Linked DNA regions of Homo sapiens: region 2 is linked to region 1. A link is a contact called in ENCODE Hi-C or POLR2A ChIA-PET data. All regions are on one chromosome and are shown on one strand. The core of a region is the stretch at or near the end of the contact, and the rest is flanking DNA. Distances in the headings are between cores, read along the strand shown.

Evidence for each region. Hi-C counts contacts between places; a loop is a spot of excess contacts on that map. ChIA-PET counts read pairs that join two places held with the same protein, here RNA polymerase II (POLR2A). Pooled maps may share reads with other maps.
Region 2: a loop to region 1 is called in a pooled map, with 8 times the contacts of the local background. The contact joins the promoter of POC1A here to the promoter of CYB561D2 in region 1. A Hi-C loop is called at or near these places in 1 of 168 maps with a recorded cell type or tissue (CD4-positive, alpha-beta T cell), 3 of 37 single-sample maps with no recorded cell type and 8 of 50 pooled maps. POLR2A ChIA-PET finds 5 or more read pairs at or near these places in 1 of 52 experiments (WTC11).

Annotation. Positions count from the first base shown.
Region 1 is chr3:50,348,003-50,352,282 of GRCh38, reverse strand. CYB561D2 (cytochrome b561 family member D2) reads right to left here and starts at 1,421. Exons shown (of 4, transcript NM_001291284.2): 1 at 1,299-1,421; 2 at 723-874; 3 at 237-274. The coding sequence starts at 849. It overlaps NPRL2 (NPR2 like, GATOR1 complex subunit), which reads left to right and starts at 1,508. Exons shown (of 11, transcript NM_006545.5): 1 at 1,508-1,708; 2 at 2,261-2,352; 3 at 2,450-2,618; 4 at 2,789-2,897; 5 at 3,273-3,409; 6 at 3,501-3,598; 7 at 3,720-3,756; 8 at 3,873-3,966; 9 at 4,042-4,159. The coding sequence starts at 1,631. It overlaps LOC127898564 (CYB561D2-LOC101928965), which reads right to left and starts at 1,421. Exons shown (of 5, transcript NR_183066.1): 1 at 1,299-1,421; 2 at 723-874. RefSeq lists an enhancer at 1,247-1,466.
Region 2 is chr3:52,153,029-52,157,499 of GRCh38, reverse strand. It overlaps POC1A (POC1 centriolar protein A), which reads left to right and starts at 3,077. Exons shown (of 11, transcript NM_015426.5): 1 at 3,077-3,145. The coding sequence starts at 3,128. RefSeq lists enhancers at 1,730-2,706, 2,707-3,684.

The DNA of each region.
Region 1 (4,280 bases), core at 172-2,671:
GGTCTCGATCTCCTGACCTCAGGTGATGTGCCCGCCTCGGCCTCTAAGTGCTGGGATTACAGGCATGAGCCACCGTGCCCAGCCTCAAGTCTGAAATATATACCATGGGCAGGAGTAGTTGGAGCATGCAACTCTTCCAAACAGATATTAAATGTGGACAAAGATTCAGAGGCTGCCAGGGCCACCAACCATGCCCATGCTCCCACCCCTAAGAACTGCCCAGGCCCACTACTTACAGCCAAAGACATAAGCACCGGGTGCCAGGAGAACAGGCCTGGAATGAGAAGAGGAGGCCTCATGGGGCTGAGGCAAGAAGAAACCAGCCATACCAATCCTTAAGGGTTGAGGAATACCAGCAGCCCATCACCCAAGGAGGTGCTGCCAAACTGTGAGCCCCTTCTTGCTCTGCAACAAGCTGACCCCACACCTATCCTCTCTTCCTGGCCTCTTCCTGGATCAGAGGCCATGCTTTGCCACTCCTCTGGCAGTCCTCCCTCCTTCCCTTACACCTCCTGAGAGGCAGCCAAATGGAGCACCCAGAGAAGGAAAGACAAACCAGGAATTCTGTGTGCCCTGGCCATACCTACCTGCTCCACCTCACTCATCGCTCCAGCACAGAATTCCCTCAACCAGCCAGGCCTGTTCCCGGAAGTCCCACTGCCCTTCCTCCCCAGGAACAGTGGCCCTTCCCTTCCCAGAAGTCAGCTATGAATTCTACTTACTGGAGCCAGGCCTGGCAAGCACAGCCACAAAGATGGTAAAGCCCAGGGCCACAAGGTGGGCGGCAGCGCCAGAAGCAGTACGCAGAGCTCGGTAGATGTGTGACTCGGTCTCCGCAGAAAGGGCCATCGTCAGCCGTGCTAGTGGTTGTAGCCTGAAAGCATAGTAGCGTGGGCCAGGATCTCAGGTGCCCACTGTTCACTCCTCACTGGAGAAAAGGCTGCAAGGCAGGAATGCCACCCTCTTCCAATAAGTTATGGTAGGAAAGAACAGTACCAAGACCAGCACCAGGAATGGTCACAACATGCCAGTCGACGGCCGGCGGCCTGTCAACGTGTACCCATGTCTGAACTGGTACCAATCGCTGGCCCGCCTTCCAGGTAGGAGGCGCAAAGCCATGTAAGACTACAAATCCCAGCGTGTACCACGCCGTCGCCGGCAGTAGAGCCAGCTGGGAGGGCGCGGAGCACTATGGAAATTGTAGTTCCCTGCTGCGGTCCCAGTTACAGCGTGAATCCCTTAGCGCACCGCCTCCCCAAGTGCTGCCAGCATGCTGCCCCTCCACGCTAGGGACTTGCCTGCCTCTGCCGCAGCGCAGATCTGATGCGGTGGTTTCCTCCAAAGAAAGCGGGATACTCCGGGCCCTGCCGCGCGCACCGCCGCTCCGTCACGGAGCCGCTTTACTTCCGGGTGCGACGTCTACCCACCCAGGACTTCCTGGGACGAGCCGTCCCCCGCCCCAGCCACGCCTCTGAGTCGCGCTGCGCAGGCGCCATTGGGCAGAGGGATTGGCAAGCTTGCGTGCCCCAGCGACACAGGCCTCGAGGCTGTCTCTGACAAGTGTTCACAGGAGGTGGGGACGCCTCTGCGCGAGGAACGAGGAGCTACGGGCCTGGGCCCGGTTATTGCCATGGGCAGCGGCTGCCGCATCGAATGCATATTCTTCAGCGAGTTCCACCCCACGCTGGGACCCAAGATCACCTATCAGGTGCCACCCGGGCTCGCGGGACTGGGCGGGAAGAGGGACGTTCTCGAGAGCTCAACTGGCTGCCTGAAGGCAGTAGTTTCCCGTGCTGCACGCAGGCATGCTGCTTCATTCGCAGACAACTGTGAGGCTAGAGGATAGTCAGACCCAGGCCCCCGGCTCCCAATGTGGCAGGGAAGACATACGTCACATTGGCAGTGTTTGTAGGATATCGGGCTGTAGGGATCCGGTTGGGGGGTTCCAGGTCCCACAGAAGGTGAGTTGGGTGACCCATGAGTATCCCTGAACTGAGTGAAGAGTAAATGATGCATAGGAAGTTTAGGTAAGGCAGGAGAAAGTGTTCCAGGTAGAGGGAACAGCATATGCAGAAGCCAGGAAGGAGGTGAGATCATAGCGTATGTTTGGAAACAGAAAGAAGTAATAGGCCTGAGTGGATGGGAGAGAGGGGAACGCTGGAGAAGAGGACTTGGGCTTGGGGGGCATGAGGAGGTCACCATTTGTACTACACCCAGTACAGATGTCCACTGAGGGGCCCATTGCCACTCCCCTCCCCAGGTCCCTGAAGACTTCATCTCCCGAGAGCTGTTTGACACAGTCCAAGTGTACATCATCACCAAGCCAGAGCTGCAGAACAAGCTTATCACTGTGTGAGACCCTAGCTCGGGGTGAGCGGTGGGTGGCAGGGGTTGTCCCAGGAGGAGGAAGGGACAGGCTTGGGGGCCTGACTGTGTTCCAATTATCCAGCACAGCTATGGAAAAGAAGCTGATCGGCTGTCCTGTGTGCATCGAACACAAGAAGTACAGCCGCAATGCTCTCCTCTTCAACCTGGGCTTCGTGTGTGATGCCCAGGCCAAGACCTGCGCCCTCGAGCCCATTGTTAAAAAGCTGGCTGGCTATCTGACCACACTAGAGGTCTGCAATGAGATGGGCTTGGGTTTACCGACAGGCAGAGTTGGGGAAGGTGTTCCCATGTCTCCAAAGTCCCCCAAACCTGGGACCCTGCAAACCAGCTCAGGACTCAGGGCAGCCAACCAGCCAGGGGTCCTGGGATGTGCCCACCATGCTTTCCATGCTCTGTCTAGCTAGAGAGCAGCTTCGTGTCCATGGAGGAGAGCAAGCAGAAGTTGGTGCCCATCATGACCATCTTGCTGGAGGAGCTAAATGCCTCAGGCCGGTGCACTCTGCCCATTGGTATGGCCAGCCTCTGCAAGGACAGCAGAGGGGTAGAGGAGAGATGGGAAAGTGAACCCAGCTAGTCAGGGAGAAGGGCAAGACTCATGAACACATTGGTGGGCAGGAAATAGCCATGGGCTGAGGTGCCCATGTCCAGGGTCCAATGCATGATGGAGCTGGGACTGGGGGTAGGGGGAAAGCAGAGCTCTCCAGCTCTGCCCCTTGGGCAATTCCTTCCCCTTTGTGGGCCTCCGTTTCTCACTCCATAAAAAGAGAAAGATTAGCCCTACCCAGAGGCACCTGCTTGCCCCAAGGGATGCTGGGAGGCCTGGATGGTAATTGAGGACCTCTTGGAAGAAGTGGCACTGAGGATATGGATGGGGCCCCCTGCAGATGAGTCCAACACCATCCACTTGAAGGTGATTGAGCAGCGGCCAGACCCTCCGGTGGCCCAGGAGTATGATGTACCTGTCTTTACCAAAGACAAGGAGGATTTCTTCAACTCACAGTGGGACCTCACTACACAACAAGTATGCCATCCCTCCCTGGGTATCATCACCTGGGGCTGGCCACAGCCCTGGCCTCATCCTGTTTCTTCTGACCTTGTCCCACTCTGCCCAGATCCTGCCCTACATTGATGGGTTCCGCCACATCCAGAAGATTTCAGCAGAGGCAGATGTGGAGCTCAACCTGGTGCGCATTGCTATCCAGAACCTGCTGTGAGTGGGCCTACAGTCATACCTGGGACAAGGTCACCAGCCAGGGAAGACCTCAGGGGCCCTGGGTGTGAGGGTTGGGAAGGCATGGTCCTCAGAAGCTGAGCACAGCTCTCTCTCTCAGGTACTACGGCGTTGTGACACTGGTGTCCATCCTCCAGGTAGGTGAGTTGGGTTTGGTTAAGTGGAGAGTGGATCATGTGGCTGGACCAGACCAGGGCTGTGTCAGCTTCCCAAGCCCCTCACTCAGGCCCCTATGCCTTCTGCTACCCTCTAGTACTCCAATGTATACTGCCCAACGCCCAAGGTCCAGGACCTGGTAGATGACAAGTCCCTGCAAGAGGCATGTCTATCCTACGTGACCAAGCAAGGTAGTGGTGGGTTCTGGGGGAAGCCATCTTGGGGAGGGCAGGGCCACATGATGAGCTGATCCCTGGCACCCACAGGGCACAAGAGGGCCAGTCTCCGGGATGTGTTCCAGCTATACTGCAGCCTGAGCCCTGGCACTACCGTGCGAGACCTCATTGGCCGCCACCCCCAGCAGCTGCAGCATGTTGATGAACGGTCAGAGGAGAATTTGCTGGGGCATTTGGGAGTTACCTGAGGGAAGCTAGACCCTTTATGTCTCTCAGGAGCCCTGGATCATGGGGCACTGCCAATCCAAGCAGGCTTCCTGGAGATGATG
Region 2 (4,471 bases), core at 1,828-4,327, 1.8 Mb before region 1:
AGCCCCTTAGGTAATCAAAATAAAAAATCTCTCCTTATTTTTTTCTTTTTGCTGGCTGTTTTTCTCTCTCTTTTTTTTTTTTGAGACGGAATCTCGCTGCGTCGCCCAGGCTGGAGTGCGATCTCGGCTCACTGCAACCTCTGCCTCCCGGGTTCTGAGTGATTCTCCTGCCTCAGCCTCCTGAGTAGCTGGGATTACAGATGCCCACCACCATGCCCAGCTAATTTTGTATTTTTAGTAGAGATGGGGTTTCACCATGTTGGCCAGGCTGGTCTCGAACTTCTGACCTCAGGTGATCCACCCAACTCGGCCTCCCAAAGTGTTGGAATTACAGGCGTGAGCCACCTTGCCCAGGCTTTTTTCTTTTTCTGTTGTGGGAATTTAGCCAATTCAGAGGCCTTGTTCCCCAAACTTTGGAACTTTCCTTCAGATTTGATCAAGTCAGATATAATTCATCAACCTCAATGGGAAAAAGAATGAAACAACAAAAACAGAAACAAACAACAACAAAAAACAGTTAAGCAAAAAAAAAAAAAGTGATCGCACAATTTGTTTATTTATTTTATTTATTTTATTTTTTTTTGAGACGGAGTCTCGCCCTGTCGCCCAGGCTGGAGTGCAGGGGCTTGATCTAGGCTCACTGCAAGCTCCGCCTCCCGGGTTCATGCCATTCTCCTGCCTCAGCCTCCCGAGTAGCTGGGACTACAGGCGCCAGCCACCACGCCCTGTAATTTTTTGTATTTTTAGTAGAGACGGGGTTTCACCGTGTTAGCCAGGATGGTCTGCGATGTCCTGACCTCGTGATCCACCCGCCTTGGCTTCCCAAAGTGCTGGGATTACAGGCGTGAGCCACCATGCCGGGCTTGATCGTACAATTTATATGATTACTGAGCACTCTAATGGTAAGGAAAATTAAGACCAGCTGGTTGTTAACCTTAACTTCAGCCAAGAAAATCCCCAATTCGGCTACTTACCTAAGAACAGGTCTTAGGCTAAAGACTGCTCTCTACCATCCCAGAAGTAGGGAAAACTCAAACTTTCCTTCTCTGTTGGAAGCGAGCTCAAACTCCAGAAAGGAGTTACCTGCCTTCCATCGTCAGGGAAGCAGGAAAACCTGCCTTCCTTGTTGGAAACAAGTAAAACTCCAGAAAAAGGAGTTGTACAGTAAAATAAACTTTAGATGTTAACCAAATTTGGGAAGATCAGGAATTTTGTGGAGGGGGGCTCCCAGGCCTTAGCAAATTGTCCTGTAGATTTGAGCCATAAAGATAGCTCAAGCTGGTACCAAGCACCGATAGGAGATCTGTCAAAGGTCAGGGGCACCTCCACTCAGAATCCTTTCGTGGTTGCCAAACTGTCAACCCGAAATACCTGAGACAGGTCTCAGTCAACTTAGAAAATTTATTTTGCTAAGGTTAAGGACACACCCATGACACAGCCTCAGGAGGTCCTGACAACATGTGCCCAAGTGGCCTGGGCACAGCATGGTTTTATACATTTTAGGGAGACAAAATACATCAATCAATACATGTAAGATTTACATTGGTTTGATCTGGAAGGACAAGACAACTCGAAGTGGGAAACTTCCAGGTCATTGGTAGATTTAAACATATTCTGATTGGCAATTGGTTGAAATAATTATTATCAGTAGAAAGGGATATCTCGGTTAAGATAAGGGGTTATGGAGACCAAGGTTTTACCATGCAGATGAAGCCTCCAGGTAGCAGGTTTCAGAGAAAATAGATCGTAAATGTTTCTTATCAGACTTAAGGTTTTTGTTGATGTTAATGCTGGAGGGTATAATGAGGCATGTCCAACCCCCACTTCCCATCATGGCCTGAACCACTCTTTCAGGTTAAATTTGAGTGCCCTGGCCAAGCAGGGAGTCTATTCAGATGGTTGCTGGTGGCCTTCAAATTTTATTTTATATATATATATATTTTTTGAGACGGAGTCTCCCTCTGTTGCCCAGGCTGGAGTGCAGCGGCAACATCTAGGCTCACTGCAATCTCTGCCTCCGGAGTTCGAACAATTCTCCTCCCTCAGCCTCCCGAGTAGCTGGGTTTACAGGCGCGTGCCACCACGCCCGGCTAATTTTTGTATTTTTAGTAGACATGGGGTTTCACCATGTTGGCCAGGCTGGTCTCATACTCCTGACCTCAGGTGATCCACCCACCTCGGCCTCCCAAAGTGGCAAAGTGCTGAGATTACAGGCGTGAGCCACTGAGCCCGGCCTCTCCTTCTTTTAAAGACTGGGTTTCTAACAGCTTCTGAGGCCTTAAGGATCCTGACAGGGCCGGGCTGCACCACACTCCCTCGTGTTACAAATGGGGAAACCGGGGCACAGAGCAGAGGCGTTTTTCCTGAGATCACACAGCCAATCAGGGCGAGAACTGAGAATCGAACCTTGATCTCTCCACTCCATGATTGTGATTCCGAGTAACTCATGTTATTTTAAATCGACACTTGTCTTAAGAACGTTCGGACGGCGAACCACTGAGAGTTCCCGAGGGGCGAATACTCAGCTCTCAATAGGTTCCTGCGGGGAAAATCTGGCTGCGCCGGCGCGCGCGGGTGCTTTAACGCAATCTGGTTACAGCAACCCACGTGTCCTCCGCTTCCGGGATCCTTAAGGCCGTCGCTTCGGGTGGTAAAACCCGGCCCGCCCTCTTGTTGCCCAGGCTGGAATGCAATGGTGCAATCTCATGTTGGGAAGTGTAGCTCCACCTTCCTCCAGACATAGGGGCGTGGGCGGCTTGGAACTGCATTTCCCAGGAGGCTGCGCTCGCCGTTAGAGTAGCCGGACGACGGGCTGGTGGGGTGAACCCTTCATCCTGGGTCTTTTAATTTCTCAGGCGGAACGAGTGGCGGCGGACAGAGGCTTTTGGCTGCGCTGTCTGTGGGTTGTCTGGGCTTGGGGAACTGGGCACGGAGACCGTGGCGCCGGCCGCCGGTCATACAGCTCTGCTTCCAGTCGTCGGGCAAAAAGCTGAGGCGCTTCTCCTTTAATTGCGGTGGGCGGGGCGTGCCGACGCGGCCCGCGTTGCTATTGGTGGCCGTTGGGGGCGCGGAAACTGAACGGGCCGCAACGGCCACCGCAGCTGCCTTCGGCGCCGCCAGCCCCGCCATGGCTGCGCCCTGCGCGGTAAGCCCAGCCGAGAGCAACTCCCCAGGCCTCAGTCTCCCCGCTGGGACACTGGGCGCCTAATGGCCAGAGCGATGGCTGCGAGGGGCGGGCGGGGCGCCAGGTTCCAGGGTGGTCCTCTTCAGGTCCAGTTTACTGTCTGCGCAGGGGGCGCTGGGTCGGGCACTTTCTGAGCGCCTCCTGCGTGCCAGGCCCTGCGCTGGGTTTCTGGAGCGAACAAACAGGCCTCTGCCTCCATAGTTTGCATCCTAGCGAGGGACACACGACCAAGTCCCGACTCATGTGTGACCTGGGGCCGGTATCGGGCCTCTCTAGCCATTCTCCACGTCCTTAGCAGTGGGTGGCTGCGTGGGGTCTTGTTGAGGGTACACCCTGCTCCAGCAGGTAGGTACAGCAGGACGCTGGGATGCCCGGGCCTGCAGTGTGAGCGGGGCGGAGCCGCCCTCTCTGAGTTCACATTCCTCCAGAAGTCCTCATTTCGAGAGATTCCTTTGAACGGGCAAGGCCCTCTGGCTGATTGGAGAGTCAGGGAGGCTGGGTGGTAGCCTGTGATGCCCTGAGGCACTTGAGGACATGGACGGAGATTCCAGGCTAGGATACAGACCTTTTGACTCCTAATCTGGTACTCTACCTCCCTTCCTGTCCCCTCATGTATAAACCACTGTTGAGGGAGATGAGGCCCACATGCAGGGAACTACAGAGGGGAGGCGGTGTTGAGAGATACCATGGGACCTACTGGTCAGGGGTGGACCTGAACTTGCCTCTGCCCACTGAGCCTAGGGGCGGACACTCTCTTACGCATGTTCTTTCAAGAAGCTTAGGTGAGAGCAGAAGGCTCTGTTGGGGACCCTCCCCCAGCTGCTCCTCCCTCTGTTGTTGAAAGGAGACTCTGACAGGTGCGTTAGGGGTGGAGCTGGGCACAAGGCCATAGGGCCTTTGTTCTGGTTACTGCTCTGTAGGGTGGCAGTGGCTTTGCTGTGCCCCAAGGACATCCTTTCCCAGGAGGAGCCTTTGGGCTTCCTGGAGCACCCAAAATGCTTCTTTGAGGTTTCTGATACTTAGAGTAGGGGGAGATGTTTGGATGGCTGAATTATAACCCTTCAAGTGTTAAGACACAAGCTGCTATTGGATGGAGAGAGTCTCCGGAGTATTCTCTCTGGTGTTTTAACTTTATTAAGTTATTCATACACCACAGAATTCACCTTTTAAAGTGTACATTTCAGTAGTTTTTAGTACATTCACAGTGTTGTGCAACTGTAATCACTAATTCCAGAATATTTTCATCATCCCAAAAAGAAACTCCATACTCAATAACAGTCATACCAT